2 separate regions of the Homo sapiens genome follow, and region 1 is linked to region 2. A link is a loop called in an ENCODE intact Hi-C map of the cell type or tissue named here. Cell type or tissue: chondrocyte. All regions are shown on one strand. Links, peaks and the distances in the headings refer to the core of each region. The heading gives the core; the rest is flanking DNA.

Region 1 (7,923 bases), core at 1,905-6,904, 300 kb before region 2:
GACTTAGAGTCTCATACAGCTGCAGTCAAGGTGTTGCAAGGTGTTAGCTGGGGCTCAGTCATCTGAAAGCTTGAGAGGGATTGTAGAATCTGCTTCCAAGCTCTTTCACAGGTAGTTGGCAGAATTCCTTTCTTTACAAGATGTTGGACTAAGGGCCTCAATCCCTCACTGGCTGTTGGGTGGAAGCCTTCCTCAGGCCCTTGCTACATAGATCTGTCCCCAGGGCAGCTAACAATATGAAGTTGACTTCTCTCAAAAAAAGTGACTGAGAGGGGGCATTCAAGATGGAAGCCAGTGTTTTTGTCATCTAGTCTTGGATGTGACATCCCATTACTTTTGCCATATTATATATTTTTGAAATGAGTTGCTAGGTTCAGCCCACATTCCAGTGGAGAGGATTGCAAATGGACAAAAATACCAGGAGGTGCAGATAATTGGGGTCACCTTAGAAGCTGCCTACCACAGGCATCCTTCTCTTCTCACTCTCTTCCTTCTCCTTAGACCATCTCACACACACAGAGACTTTAATTACCAACCACACGTGAAAGGGAGACTATTCACAAACTTGTATTTTCAGTCCAGACCTCTCCTCTGATATCTGGACTTGTGCCTAACTGATCAATTGATATTTCACTTACATTTCTCAAAACCTTCTCAAATGCAACATGCCCCAAACTGCATTCAAGCCTGGTCTTGTTCCACTGTTCCCTAAGTGTGAGTTATGGTACAAGTTAAGATATGAGGCAGAGAGACAGGGCTTTAAAAATAGTCATTTTTCTTTCTATTAATAAGCCAGAGGTAGACAGGTGGCTCAGCTCTCCTGCACACAGTGTCTTGTTGCTCTGTTGCCCTGCTTCCCTTTGGATGTTGTCTTCATCTGCATGGTCAAAGCTGGCTTGCTATCCCACATCCATGTTCCACCATATAAGAAAGGAGAAACAAAGGATATAAAGAGTAAGCAATTTCCTTTTTTAAAGAATGTGACCCAGAAGAAGCACACATTACTTTGTTCATATCACTTTGATAAGGCTTCAGGTAGTTGTAAGGGGAGGTGGAACATCTAGTCTATAGCTGGGTAGTGTGTTCCCAGCTAAAACTTGGATATTATGTTACTACCTTAGTCTAGTGTCCTAGTTTGTTTTGTGTTGTTATAACAGAATGGCATGGACTGGGTATTTTACATGAATAGAAATTTATTGGCTCATGGCTATGGAGACTGGGAAGTCCAGTGGCAAAGTGGTAGCAACTGGCCAGGGACATCTTACTGTGTCATCCCATGGCAGAAGGTGGAAGGGCAAGAGAACACAAGAGAGCAAGAGAAACGAAGGGGGCTGAACTTACTCTTTTATTGGAAACCCACTGCCATGATGACTAACCCACTTTGAGGTCATGGAATTAATCCATTTATTAGCATTGGTCTATCCAACGGTATTAATCCATCCATTAATCAATTCATGAGCCCTAATGACCTAATCACTTCTTAAAGTTCCCACTTCTCAACACTGTAGCATCGGGCATTAAGTTTCCAACACATAAATTTTGCGGGACACATTTAAACCATACCACTGTGTTTCCTGGAAAGCGAGTCTGGAGCTGAAAGTTTACAAATCGGAGTAACTAACAAGGAGAGTGAAGAAGAAAAGAGAGACAACTAATATGAGGGTACATGTTAATTGACCAATCTATAGAAACAAGACACCAAGAAGTTGTATCAACTGTTCCTGAGGACCAGACCTCTGGGAGAGAATGCAGGAAGAATATCTCCAGTAGCTCTTCTCATTGGTCAAAACATTTTTCAGTGGAGTGCCGACTCTTTTGCTTTTCTGAGTTTCCATGCAAAACATGGGCACCGTGCCAAGTCCAGTGAAATCAGCAAAAGCCCATGTGGGAGGTGAGAAAGGCATAGCAGGGACCAGAGGGGAGGGAGCTATCAGACTGTGCCTGCTTTGGGTTCATCAGAACCCTCCCAGAGCTGATAAAAAAGGTAAGTGAGCCTGAGAAGATCGGAAGTTGGCATGTAAGAAGACTCCGGTGCAATCACTAAAGGAAAAAGGAGAAAGTAGATACTGGGGCTTGCTCACCAGTTCAGCCACACCATGTTCACTTAGTTCCAGCAAGTGAGAAACCTGAGACGTCCCAAAAGCTCCCTTTTCCTTACACCCATACCCAATCCAACATATTGCTCAAGTGTACTTACTTCTCTCCATTTTATCTACCACACTCTTAATCCAGGCTCCTATCATCTCTCCTGGGGATTAATGTCTCCTTATTGGACTCTTGTCCTCTTGCTCTTTCTCTTGCTCTCTTGTGTTCTCTTGCCCTTCCACCTTCTGCTATGGGATGACACAGCAAGGAGTCCCTGGCCAGATGCTACCACTTTGACACTGGACTTCCCAGTCTCCAGAACCATGAACCAATACATTTCTATTGATATAAAATACCCAGTCCATGCCATTCTGTTATAGCAACACAAAACAAACTAGGACAGTAGGCTAAGGTGCTTGTCCTCTTGCCAATCCACTTTCGGCATACAGCCAGTGTGGCTTTTCTGTAACACCAACTGGATCATGTCACCATGCCCTGCCAATTAAAACCCTTCGACAGCTTTCCATTGCTTGGAGGATAAATGCAAAACTCCTCAAGGTGTCCCACAAAGCCCAGTGTGGTCTGGCTCCTTGTCTTCTCTTACAACACAGTCCTCATTGTCCTCTGTTCCAGCCTCTCCCACCTTCTTTCAGCCTCTGCTGTCTCAAGCTCCCAGCTTCTGCAGGAAGTACACGATCTGCCCAGTGCTTGCTGTAATTGTTCGTCATGGTTTTCACCTCTCTGCTTCTTATCCTGTAGCTCTCAGTACTGTTACCATTTTCTTAGGAAAGTCTTTCCAAATTTTCCTGACTAGGTCAAACTCCTATTATATATGTATCCACTCTTGGATTCCCCAACAGGCTGGCTAAACATCTCTTTCAGGCATTAGAGAAACAGGGTCACTCCCAATTTTTCATAACATGCTATTTGATTCCTTTTAGCATAAAATACTTTCAAAGATGTCATTATGGGAAAAATAAGGCTTTTGGGGATTTCTTTACACCTATCTTTAAATTGTTTGTTTTCATTTAAAATAGATTATGGAGGGGGCCATGATATTTTCAGTCCTTTGAAGTCTCTAAAAGTCAGACTCTAAAAATCCTGTCTGTGGACATAGCTTTCCTTGTAATACTTTGCACAGTTACAGCTTTACTTTTTTACATCATTCTTTAGTAGATGCCTCTGTCCCTGACAAGGCTCTATCTTTCGAGGGCAGAATCCTGGGTGGGGTTTTGATTTACCATTGAGCTTAGCATAGGGCCCCCTACAGAGGAAGGACTTAGTGGACATTTTTTGAGTGAGTCACAAAGCCCTGAAGCCCCAGCTCTGGCTCAGTCACTAATTAGCTGTGTCCCCCGCAACCTGTCTGTGCTGAAGTTCCCCTGTCTTAACAGAGTGGCTGCTGCCTGAGAAACAGGAAAACGTATTTCCAGAAAGAGAAAGAGGGAAAGGAAAATATACACACATATTTTAAGAGATTTGTCTAATTAAATCTGTGAGTGATCTTCAGGGTCCCAGGGCTGACATTGGAATAACTGGGAGGGCTCATGGATAAAGAATATCTCCATAGACACCTTCTTATGTGGGCCAACTCAACTGTGTAGCCACCCTTTTTCCCATGCTAAAATTAATGAGTGTATCGAAAGAGATTTCAGTGCAAAGTTCATTGAGATAAAAGATTCAGATAAGAGGCTCAGCAGAGAAACAGGTGAAAGGGAACATAAGAAATGCTCAATAAATGTTTTTAGTGGTGGGTAGAGAAATGAGTGGAAGCTGGAATCGCTGTCCTGCGAGAAGCCACAAGGTGGCGCTGGGTGCTCAGCAATGAGATTCCTGCCTCCAGAGATTTGGCTCAACTTTTCTCTATCAATGTCAGCTTATTAAAAAAAAAAAAAAAAAAAAAAGCAGTCTTTTTCTAGTCCATAATTTTCCTTAATAAAACAGGGTAACATTTTCCCTTTCATATGTTGTCTTTACAGAGTGACATGCTTGAGGAAGAGTGATGAATAATACTGAGGATGATTCAACGTCTCTTGGTTTTACTTCTGCACCACCCAAACAGAAAATAATTAGACAAGAACATTTCTTTTTCTATATCAGTGTCATAACATGTATTATTACAGTGCGGTGTAACCACATGTCAGAAGAGAATGTGTAGCTCAAAACACTGAACTAGGTGGAGAGGCCGAGGCCTTAATTCTCCAAGAGACTGGGACCTGTGCTGGGTTCTAGCGCCTGTTCAGCGTCAGAATCATCAGCTGGGTAAGTTCCTTTTGCTAAGGGTTCTTCTAGCCCCTGAGCCATAAGGTTCCAGGGTAGACAATTCCAGATACCACAGGGCCCTGGAATAAGGAGAGAGGTTGGGCTTAGGTGCACCCTCTGGGGTCTCAGGCTGCTGGGTCTGCATCCCGGTGGCGGGGCTGGAAGCCAGTGCTGGGACTCCTGGTGCTCAGAGGGAGGTCAAAGCTGAGTAGCAGCTCATCTCCACCAGAGGTCAGCATCACCGAGCCATCAGAGGCACAGCAGCCAAACAGCCAGGCTCAGGAGGCAGCTCTGTGCTTGAGCTGGCTCACCCATGTCCAGTTCTTCTTTCCACCTCCCCAACCATCCTTAGGGCCCGAGCAGTCCTAAGAGTGGGAGATGCTGTAGCACTAGTGTTGTGCCTTCTTGGCAAGGGTAGATTGCCGCTGGATACCTGTGGGACCCGTGGGACTGATGGGTCATTCATCAGCAGAGCCCCGCAGCATCTGGGGCAGCTACCTCTCTCTGTGCTCACACAAAGCTGTTGACTATCCCACTGGCTTCTGTCAAAGCCTCGGGCAGGCAGGGCAGGCACGTTCCACACTTCAAGGAACTAAGATGGAAAGTATCATTAAAGAAGAAGAATAAGAAAAAAATATGACTTTACAAACTGTTTAAGATTAAGAACTGTCTACCATGGTAGCTAAGACTGTAGATCCTCAAACCAGCCCTCCTAGGTCTGAATCCCATCTCCAATACTGAGAAATGGAGGGGCTTAGACAAGTTTCTTATTGTTTCGCATCTCAGTTTCTGCATCTGTAAACTGGGAATATTATCATTCCCATTTATCACTATTGATCCTCTCTACCCATTGGGTTATTGTGGGGATTAAATGAGATGATTGTAACAGAAAATATTAACTGAGCATTCGCCCTGTGCCAGGCATGGACCTAAGTCTGGTATCTAAGCCTATTATCTCAGAATTCTGACAATGCTGTATACGGTTACTCCTATTTTATAGTTGATGAAACAGATGCTTCATATGCTAGCAGAACTAGTATTTGAAACCAGCTATTTTTGCTTCCAGGGTTTACTTTTTAAATCATGGTCCTTCACTAGAACAGTGCCTGCTGACATGGAGTAAGCACTTAATAAATAAGAGCCATTATTATTATTATTAATAATTTTGTTTTAAGTTCTGGGATACATGTGAAGAACATGCCGGTTTGTTACATAGGTATACATGTGACATGGTGGTTTGCTGCACCTATCAACCCATCATCAAGGTTTTAAGCTCTGCATACATTAGGTATTTGTCCTAATGCTCTCCCACCCCTTGCCCTCCACCCCCCACCAGGCCCCAGTGTGTGATGTTCCCCTCCCTCTGTCCATGTGTCCTCATTGTTCAACTCCCACTTATGAGTGAGAACATGCTGTGTTTGGTTTTCTTTTCCTGTGTTAGTTTGCTGAGAATGATGGTTTCCAGCTTCATTCATGTCCCTGCAAAGGACATGAACTCATTCTTTTTTATGGCTGCATAGTATTCCATGGTGTGTATGTGCCACATTTTCTTTATCCAGTCTGTCATTGATGGGCATTTGGGTTGGTTCCAAGTCTTTGCTATTGTAAATAGTTACTAGTATTATTCACTAGTATTGTTATTGCTGCTATTGTGGAGTTATTCATAGCTTGATCTTTATGTCTATGGGTCAATGAGTAATTACAAACATGCTGGTTTTACAAATTATCTTTTTATCATCATAGCTGTGAGCCTACGTGAATTTTTCTCCACTCAATCTCATCATCCTTCAGACAGGCGGAGAGAGCGGGATCCATCTATGAGATTTCTCTGCTGAGAAATCTCCTCCCTCCCTCCAATGAAGCAACAGCAGGTCATATCTGAATGCAGAAGCATGGCCTTGTGCTGGGAAAACACATCCTGGCTGTAGAGCTCTCAGGCTTCTAGAGTCAAAGCCAAGGGTTCAAATCCTCTCTGTCTTACTCAGAAGCCACATGGTCCTGAGACAGTGAAGTAACTCTGTGAACCTCAGTTTACCAATCTGTAAGATGGGGATCATAATGTAAAAGATGGCATTAAAACTTACATTGGGAAAAAGCATTTGAGTGTGCTTATACAGTGCCTGGTAATAAACTTTACCTATTAGGATGCAATACACTACCTGTTACTATGGGAGTAATAGTAAGAGATGACTACCTAAGTCTGGTATCTAAGCCTAGTATCTCGTAGTTCTGACAATGCTATATACGGTTACCCCTATTTTAAGGTTGATGAAACTGAGGCTTCGTATACTAGCAGAACCAGGATTTAAAACCAGGCATTTTTGCTTTCAGAGTTCACTTTTTAAAATCATGGTCCTTCACTAGAACAGTGCCTGCTGACATGGAGTAAGCACTTAATAAGTAAGAGCCATTACTATTATTATTATTATTTTTTGTTTGTTGGTGACAAACTACCTGTAGTTGGAAAATTGGAATTGGAGTCTTCTCCTTAATATGGGCCTTTGGTCTGAAAAACTGCACCTGTTTCCTAACGAGCCTAACCCATTCTAACCCATCCTCAAAGATGCCTCCAGAGTGAGCATCCTAAGGCTTAGATATGATCCTTCAGCTCAGCACTATCCAATAGGACTATAACAGAAGTTACATATGTGATTTTAATTTTCCTAGTAGACACATTAAAAAAGTAAACGAGGCTGGGCATGGAGGCTCACTCCTGTAATCCCAGCACTTTGGGAGGCCGATGTGGGCATATCACTTGATGTCAGGATTTTGAGACCAGCCTGGTCAATATGGCAAAACCCTGTCTCTACCAAAAATACAAAAATTTTCCAGGCATGATGGCACATACCTGTAATCTTAGCTACTCGGGAGGCTGAGGCGGGAGAATCACTTGAACCTGGGAGACGGAGGTTGCAATGAGCTGAAATCCCGCCACTGCACTCCAGCCTGGGTGACAGAGCAAGACTCTGTCTCACAAAAAAAAAAAAAAAAAAAAAAAAAAGTAAAAGAAACAAAAGAAGTAGACTTCATTTTAACAATGTACTTACTTTAATATATCCAAATGTTATCATTTTGACATGCAATCAATAGAAAAAAATTACTAATGAGATATATTACGTTCTTTTTTCATACTAAGTCTTTGAAACCCAGTGTGTGTTCTACACCTGCAGTGTCCCACCATCTGCCTGGCCACATTTCCAGCCCTCCATAGCCACACATGGCAAGTGGCTCGCCCACTGCACAGTGCAGTGTTAGCTCTTCAGCAGCAAAATGGCATTTGCTAATTTTCTTAGCCTTATGTCACTTTAGTCCTAGGACATTTTAAATTCTTTCTTTCTTTTCTTTTCTTCTTCTTTTTTTTTTGAGATGGAGTCTCACTTTGTTGCACAGGCTGGTTGAAGTGGTGCGATCTCGGCTCACTGCAACCTCTGCCTCCCAGGTTTAAGCAATTCTCTGCCTCAGCCTCCAAAGTAGCTGGGATTACAGGCGCCCGCCACCACACCCATCTAATTTTTGTATTTTTAGTAGAGGTGGGGTTTCACCATCTTGGCCAGGCTAGTCTTGAACTCCTGACCT
Region 2 (7,923 bases), core at 1,997-6,996:
TAATTTTTTTACTTTGCTTACTTTTGCTGTGAAGAAAAGTTTGATTTTTATGTAGACACACACACACACATACATACATACTAAATGTGTGTATTTACACTGATGTGGTTTGGCTCTGTGTACCCACTCAAATTTCATCTCAAATTGTAATCCCCTTGTGCCAAGGGAAGGACCCTGTGGGAGGTGATGGGATTATGGGCGTGCTTCCCCCATGCTGTTCTCGTGATAGTGGGTGAAATGGTTTGGCTGTGTCCCCACCCAAATATCATCTTGAATTCCCATGTGTTGGGTGAGGGACCTGGTGGGAGGTAATTGAATCATGGGGGCAGGTCTTTCCCATGCTGTTCTCCTGATACTAAACACGTCTTATGAGAGCTGATGGTTTTAAAAATGGGAGTTTCCCTGGACAAGCTCTCTGTCTTTGCCTACTGCCATCCATGTAAGATGTGACTTGCTCCTCCTTGCCTTCTGCCATGATTGTGAGGCCTCCCCAGCCATGTGGAACTTTAGCTCCATTAAACCTCTTTCTTTTATAAATTGCCAAGTCTAGGGTATGTCTTTATTAGCAGCATGAAAATGGACTAATACAGTGAGTGAGTTCTCTTGCAATCTGATGGTTTTGAAAAAGTGTTTGGCAGTTTTCCCCTGCACTCTTCTGTCTTGCCTGCTGCCATGTAAGACATGCCTCCCTTCCCCTTTGTTTTCTGCCATAATAGTAAGTTTCGTGAGGCCTCACAGCCATGAGAAACTGTGAGTCAAACCTCTTTACTTTATAAATTACCCAGTCTTGGGTACTTTCTTGATAGCAGTGTGAAAATGGACTAATTCATACATACACTCATATACACATGCATACACACAAACACATATAATTTTTTTAAAATTTCAACTTTTATTTTAAATACAGGGGGTACATGTGCAGGTTTTTTACATGACTATATTGCACTCAAGTAGTAAGCATAGAACCCAATAGGTAGTCTTTCAACCCATACCCTCTTCCCTTTCTGTCCCCTAGTAGTCTCCAGAGTCTATTGTTTCCACATTTATATCCATATGTGCTCAGTGTTTATCTCCCGCTTATAAGTGAGAACATGCAGTATTTGGTTTTCCATTCCAGCATTAATTCAGTTAGGATTATGGCCTCCAGCTCCATCCATGGTGCTAAAAAAGACATAATTTCATTATTTTTAATGGCTGCATAGTATTCCATGGTGTATATGTACCACATTTTCTTTATCCAATTCACCACTGATGGGCAGCAAGGTGGATTTAATGTCTTTGCTATTGTGAATAGCATGGTGATGAACATATGAGTGCATGTGTCTTTTTGGTATATACCAGTAATGGGTAATGGTCAAATGGTAGCTCTGTTTTATGTTGTTTGAAATCTCCAGAGTGCTTTCCACAGTGGCTGAACTAATTTACATTCCCAACATTCTATAAACATTCCCTTTTCTCCACAGCCTGGCCAGGATCTATTGTCTTTTGACTTTTTAATAGTAGCCATTCTAACTGGTGTGAGATGGTATCTCACTGTGGTTTTGATTTACATTTCTCTGATGATTAGTGATACTGAACATTTTTATTCACATGTTTGTGGGCTGCATATTTTTTTCTTTTGAGAAGTGTCTGTTCATGTTCTTTGCCCACTTTTTAATGGGGTTGTTTATTTTTTGTTTATAAATTTGTTTAAATTCCTTATAGATTGTTGATATTAGACCTTTGTTGGATGTATTGTTTGTGAATATTTTCTCCCATCCTGTAAGTTGTCTGTTTACTCTATTGATAGTTACTTTTGCTGTGAGGAAGATTTTTAATTAGGTCTCACTCGTCAATTTTTGTTTTTATTTCAGTTGCTTTTGAAGACTTTGCCAAAATTTTTTGGCCAAGTCTGATGTAGAGAAAGGGTATTTTCTAGGGTTTTTATTTTTATTTTTATTTTTATTTTTTTTTGAGACGGAGTCTCGCTCTGTCGCCCAGGCCGGACTGCGGACTGCAGTGGCGCAATCTCGGCTCACTGCAAGCTCCGCTTCCTGGGTTCACGCCATTCTCCTGCCTCAGCCTCCCGAGTAGCTGGGACTACAGGCGCCCGCCACCGCGCCTGGCTAATTTTTTGTATTTTTTTTAGTAGAGACGGGGTTTCACCTTGTTAGCCAGGATGGTCTCGATCTCCTGACCTCATGATCCACCTGCCTCGGCCTCCCAAAGTGCTGGGATTGCAGGCGTGAGCCACCGCGCTAGGGTTTTTAAATAGGATTTTCATAGTTTGAGGTCTTACATTTAAATATTTTATCCATTTTGAGTAATTTTTGTATATGGTGAAATCAATCTTCTGTATTTGGCTAGCCAGTTATCCCAGTATCACTTATTGAATAGGAAGTTCTTTCCACATTGCTTATTTTTGTTGGCCTTGCCAAAGAACTGATGGTTGTAAGTGGGCAGCTTTATTTCTGAGTTTTCTTTTCTGTTCCATTGATCTACGGGTCTGTGATTGTGTCAAAACAGTACCATGCTGTTTTGATTATTGTAGCCTTATAATATAGTTTGAAGTCAGATAGTGTAATACCTTCATCTTTGTTCTTTAAAGACTGAATACTATTTCTCTGTGTGTGTGTGTGTGTGTGTGTGTGTGTGTGTATACTACTTTTTCTTTATTCATTCATTGATGGACATTTAGGTTGTTTTAATATTGCAGCTATTGTGAATAATATTGCAAAAATATGGGCATGAAGATATCTCCTGGAGATCCTGATTTAGATTCCTTTGGATAATAACCAGAAGTAGAATTGCTTGATGATATGGTAATTCTAATTCTAACTTTTTGAAGAACCTCTATACTGTTTCCCATACTGGCTGTACCAAATTACATTCCCACCAACAGTACACAAGGGTTTCCTTTACTCCACATCCCTGTAACACTTATATTTTGTGTTTTTAATAATAGCCATACTAACAAGCATGAAGAAATATCTCATTGTAGTTTGACTTGCATTTCCCTGATAAGTAGTCGTGTTGAGCATGGTCCCATCTTCAAATGTATTAAGGGTTCCTGGTGAGACCTACTCAGAAAGAATCCCTGACCCTTCTAGTCTTCATCAATGGTCATGAGAGGGATAACCTTTTCTTCTTTCTTCCATTCAGGGCATTCTCTCTTAAGATGCCCTGGCTTATCACAATTGTAACATCCAGTTAGTCTTAGGAGTTTTCCCTGAGTTTCCCTTCTTTCTCTGTGTCAACACCTTATCTACTTTGAGGGGGATCTTGATCTAACCTTTTTCTGACTACCTCTTCCACAATGGAAACTATGATTTTGGCTTTCTGTTTCTGCTTCTCTTCTCTTCTTACAAAGACCTTCTCAGCTTCACTCAGTGATTCCTCAATTGGTTTCTCATTCCATTCATCAGTTTTTTTGGTAATTTCTTTGTAATGTCAGGCCAGCTCTTAGTTACAAAGTTAACCTTCAGAAGGCTTTGCCTTACTAGGTCCTCTGGATCTAATCTGGAGTATTTTCTCATTTGATCTCTGAACCTCTGTAGAAATGCAGAGGGAGTGACCTCTTTTTCTTGTTGAATCTTGAATGCTTTTGAGACATTTGGTGTGCTAGAAGTGGACTCTTTGATCCCTTTAATTATAGTTCCCTGAGGTCCTGCATTTGGGTCCATTCCCTGGGATCATTATTATACCATTTGGGATCGACATTTGAAAATTTTTGTTCATCTGGCAAAACTTCTTCCCAAGAGGGTATTGCCTCTATTAACTGGTCATGCTCGGTGTAAAAGCCAGGTCCTAGGAATTGGTCCAGCTGGTCTGCTAAACTGAGGGGATCTTCTAGGAGTGGTTTCATTTCCTTCTTGAAATTCTTAACTTCAGTACTTGTAAGAGGAACATTTACAAAGCCATTCTCTCCCTGTCCCATGAGAACTTCCCTAAGAGGAAACATGCTAGATGCCTGTTGTGTGAAAGGAATAGGGAATTTCTCAATATTCCTCTTACACTGTTCTAATTATTTTCTTAAATTTGGATTAGGATTGAAAGGAAGAGTTGGTTTGGCTCCCCCATGGTCTCCAGGTCTTTCCTCCTCTAACCCACCTGCTGCCCCTTGATCTTTCTGTCCCCTATATTGTAAGATATATGGAGGGGGCAAGTGTGATAGGGGGGTCCCAGGGCTTTTCACTGGGCAAGGGCTTTTTACTAGTTTTTTTTTCTTCTTCTTTGAGAGGGAATGTGGGGACTAATTCCTTGATCCAGCTAAGAGCATAACCTATCTCCTCTTGTGAGGATGGGGTTTTATCATTCACATAGAGGATTAAAGCTTGGCACACCCAATCCTCATCTGAGCCAAATTTGGGCCAAAACACTGAAGGCTTATGAATGAGGACTTTGAGCCAGATAAGACAGGAATACTTTATCATCTTTTGCTTTTCCTTGTCCCTGGTTTGAGGGTTGTCCCTCCAAACCTGCAGCATTATCCCCAAAGGAGTATCCAGGAAAATGTCAGAGGAATTCTCTTTGACTCCCTCTTTCCTTTGTCCCCTAGGCCTAGAATTTCTGTTTCCCATTTTTGGTCAGTCTCTGTGTCTGAACTTTTCCTTGTGTACTCAACCCCCCCTACTGGAGATTTTTTGCACACTCTGAGAATCGCTTCATCCATCTCTGGCCATTTCCCTTGTAGGAGAACAAAACTCTGCACTCACTTTGTATCTAAGATACATCTCAGTTACACACACTTGACCTCCAACCACTAAGACAGTACATAGAGTCCAATTTTCCTACCTTGGCTCATGAACGAGGTTGCCTGGTTGCTGCTGTGCCTGCTTTTCTCCCTGTGTCGTCTCTGCTGCCTTCTGAATAACAGTCTCAGGTTTGTCTATGGCCTCTGTGGGGAGCCGGGACATCTGGACAGAGAGGGCCACCTAAATCAGGTGGGAGGCATCTCCCTTCTCAACTGGAGTCCCACTCCACACAGGCTCATAGATCCCAGATGAGCCCCCAAGTTTGTGAGAAACACATTCATCCGTTGAAACCCAGAGAATGGACTCGGAGACACAAAGAACAGCAGAAGCAAGTCTTTTAATGGTGGCCTTGCAAGATTGGGTGTCTGGCAGGCAGGCACACCTGGGGCAGTTACAGCAGGTAATTTATCTCCTAGCACACGAGTCCCTTCCCCAGTTCCTCACTGGTTGAGTACTATGGGGTTATAATCTTACTGGATGTTGCCTAAGTTTCATTATCCCCCTTATAAGGTTATGCCCTGGTCTCCTTCCCCACATAAGTTTTGATTTGCCAATAATGAAACTTCCCTTTTATGGGCTGACCCATCCTCTACATTCTGTTTGCTTATTGTGAATTTCTAGGTGCATGAGCTGTGTGGTTTCTCACATCTGCAGGCTGGCTGCCAGTACTTAGATTTATCATATCTTGAAAATGGACCATGTAAAATGTTTTCTCACAGATGTGTTTATTAGGACTTACAGGACACTCTTGGACAGCAGCAGGAGAGCTCTAGAGATCCATGCCTCTTCCCATCTCTAAACTGCTTTTAAGGTAATTTTTTGGCCTTTTGTATACTGTGTGAATGCAGTGAGACTGATTTTCTTGTTAGGTTCTCAGATAGTCTCTGGGATGTTTAGATTTTCAGGGACACCTGCTCCTTCACTGGGCACCATGGCCTTAGCTCACAACCCAGCCTTCAGGGTTCAGGAACCAGGCAAATATATACCCTTAAGTAACCTCATGTGGGACGTGTAATACAATAGTCCTCAAAGATGTGTTACTTTCTTGCCATTAACTGTCGCAATATGCATGGAGTACTGTTAACCCAGGAAGCTCACATGAACTTTTGGTGTCCGGAGTTTTTATTGGGACTTGATTATTTACTGACCACATGACTGACTGCTCTCTAAGATTCAAGATACTCCTGGAAGTTCAGAATAATACCTCAGTCTCCAGTGCCTCTGGAGGTATAAATCGACATAGAATATCCTAAAGACCCCATCACAAATCACATTGTTAGATTGTCCAGTGGCTAAAGCCTCCAAACAAAGAAAGACATTCTTATTAGGCAGTACACTCCAGTGATTCAGAGATTGTCTCCCAGTAGCTGAGGGCAAAGGTCAGATTTGTCTTTAGGTAAGCTTCATTCTTCACTACAATTTCTCCCCCAGTACATGACCTTTACTCACAGCCATATCTCAGGAATGCAAACTAAGACAAGTGCCACCATAGCTACAATGGAAGCTTGGACAAAAAGACTTTATTTATATGGCTGCATTACCTTCCACACAAAATAATAGTCCTTTCAGGAAGAAATAAAGGAAAATGAATAGTGGGTAGACAACCAACTATATTTTATTACAACTATGGAATACACATATGGGTTAATAAATAAATTCTTTGTCTTTCAGCTTGTGTAGGTATTCTCTTCCCCATGTTATTTCTGTCCAAAAATGCTCTCTGTATGATGCCATATTTCTTCCATCAGAGTCTAGACTAATATTTTTTAAAAATAAAGGTAGCCAAAACAGACTTTAAACCAACAAAGATGAAAAGAGACAAAGAAGGCCATTACATAATGGTAAAGGGATCAATTCAACAAGAAGAGCTAACTAGGTGGGCTGTTCCAAGATGGCTGATAGGAGCAGCTCCAGTCTACAGCTCCCAGTGTGAGCGACGCAGAACATGGGTGATGTCTGCATTTCCAAATGAGGTACCGGGTTCATCTCACCAGGGCTTGTTGGACAGTGGGTGCAGGACAGTGGGTGCAGTGCATGGAGCATGAGCTGAAGCAGGGTGTCAAGGAAGCTCGAACTGGGTGGAACCCACCGCAGTTCTAGGAGGCCTGCCTGCCACTGTAGACCCCACCTCTGGGGGAAAGGCATAGCCAAACAAAAGACAGCAGAAACCTCTGCAGACTTAAATGTCCCTGTCTGACAGCTTTGAAGAGAGTAGTGGTTACCCCAGCACGGAGTTTGAGATCTGAGAATGGACAGACTGCCTCCACCAGTGGGTCCCTGACCCCCGAGTAGCCTATCTGGGAGGCATCCCCCAGTAGGGGCAGACTGACACCTCACACGGCCGGGTACCCCTCTGAGACAAAATCTCCAGAGGGACGATCAGACAGCAACATTTGCTGTTCAGCAATATTCGCTGTTCTGCAGCCTCTGCTGCTGATACCCAGGCAAAGAGGGTCTGGAGTGGACCTCCAGCAAACTCCAACAGACCTGCAGGTGAGGGTCCTGACTGTTAGAAGGAAAACTAACAAACAGAAAGGACATCCACACCAAAACCCCATCTGTATGTCACCATCATCAAAGACCAAAGGTAGATAAAACCACAAAGATGGGGATAAAGCAGAGCAGAAAAACTGAAAATTCTAAAAATCAGAGCTCCTCTCCCCACTCCAAAGGACTGCAGCTCCTCACCAGCAAGGGAACAAAGCTGGATGGAGAATGACTTTGACGAGTTGAGAGAAGAAGGCTTCAGATGATCAAACTTCTCTGAGCTAAAGGAGGAAGTTTGAACACATCACAAAGAAGTTAAAAACCTTGAAAAAAGATTAGATGAATGGCTAACTAGAATAACCAATGCAGAGAAGTCCTTAAAGGATCTGATGGAGCTGAAAACCATGGCATGAGAACCACATGACGAATGCACAAGCCTCAGTAGCCAATGCGATCAACTGGAAGAAAGGGTATCAGTGATGGAAGATGAAATGAATGAAATGAAGCAAGAAGAGAAGTTTAGAGAAAAAAGAATAAAAAGAAATGAACACAGCCTCCAAGAAATATGAGACTATGTGAAAAGACCAAATCTACTTCTGATTGGTGTACCTGAAAGTAATAAGGAGAATGGAACCAAGTTGGAAAACACTCTGCAGGATATTATCCAGGAGAACTTCCCCAATCTAGCAAGGCAAGCCAACAT

What was found. Hi-C counts contacts between places; a loop is a spot of excess contacts. Peaks named below come from ENCODE experiments on the same cell type or tissue, not always from the same donor. Only the 100,000 strongest peaks of a DNase experiment are listed, where the experiment ranks them.
Region 1: it touches region 2 in a loop (8-fold over the local background); 3 of 110 quality-filtered maps call a loop at or near these places.

What each region holds. Positions count from the first base shown.
Region 1 is chr11:57,245,876-57,253,798 of GRCh38, reverse strand. It overlaps LOC107984364 (a long non-coding RNA gene), which reads left to right. Exons shown (of 3, transcript XR_001748067.3): 2 at 4,065-4,347; 3 at 6,091-6,445. Among named protein-coding and RNA genes, the nearest start is that of APLNR, 13 kb to the right of the region's middle. In chondrocyte, for the core only: CTCF peaks have their summits at 3,679, 3,888 (motif pointing right) and 4,553 (motif pointing right); a DNase peak (open chromatin) is centred at 4,627.
Region 2 is chr11:56,947,396-56,955,318 of GRCh38, reverse strand. LOC105369310 (a long non-coding RNA gene) reads left to right here and starts at 2,976. Exons shown (of 3, transcript XR_950121.2): 1 at 2,976-5,544. In chondrocyte, for the core only: CTCF peaks have their summits at 4,405 and 4,604 (motif pointing left); no DNase peak of the experiment used is centred there.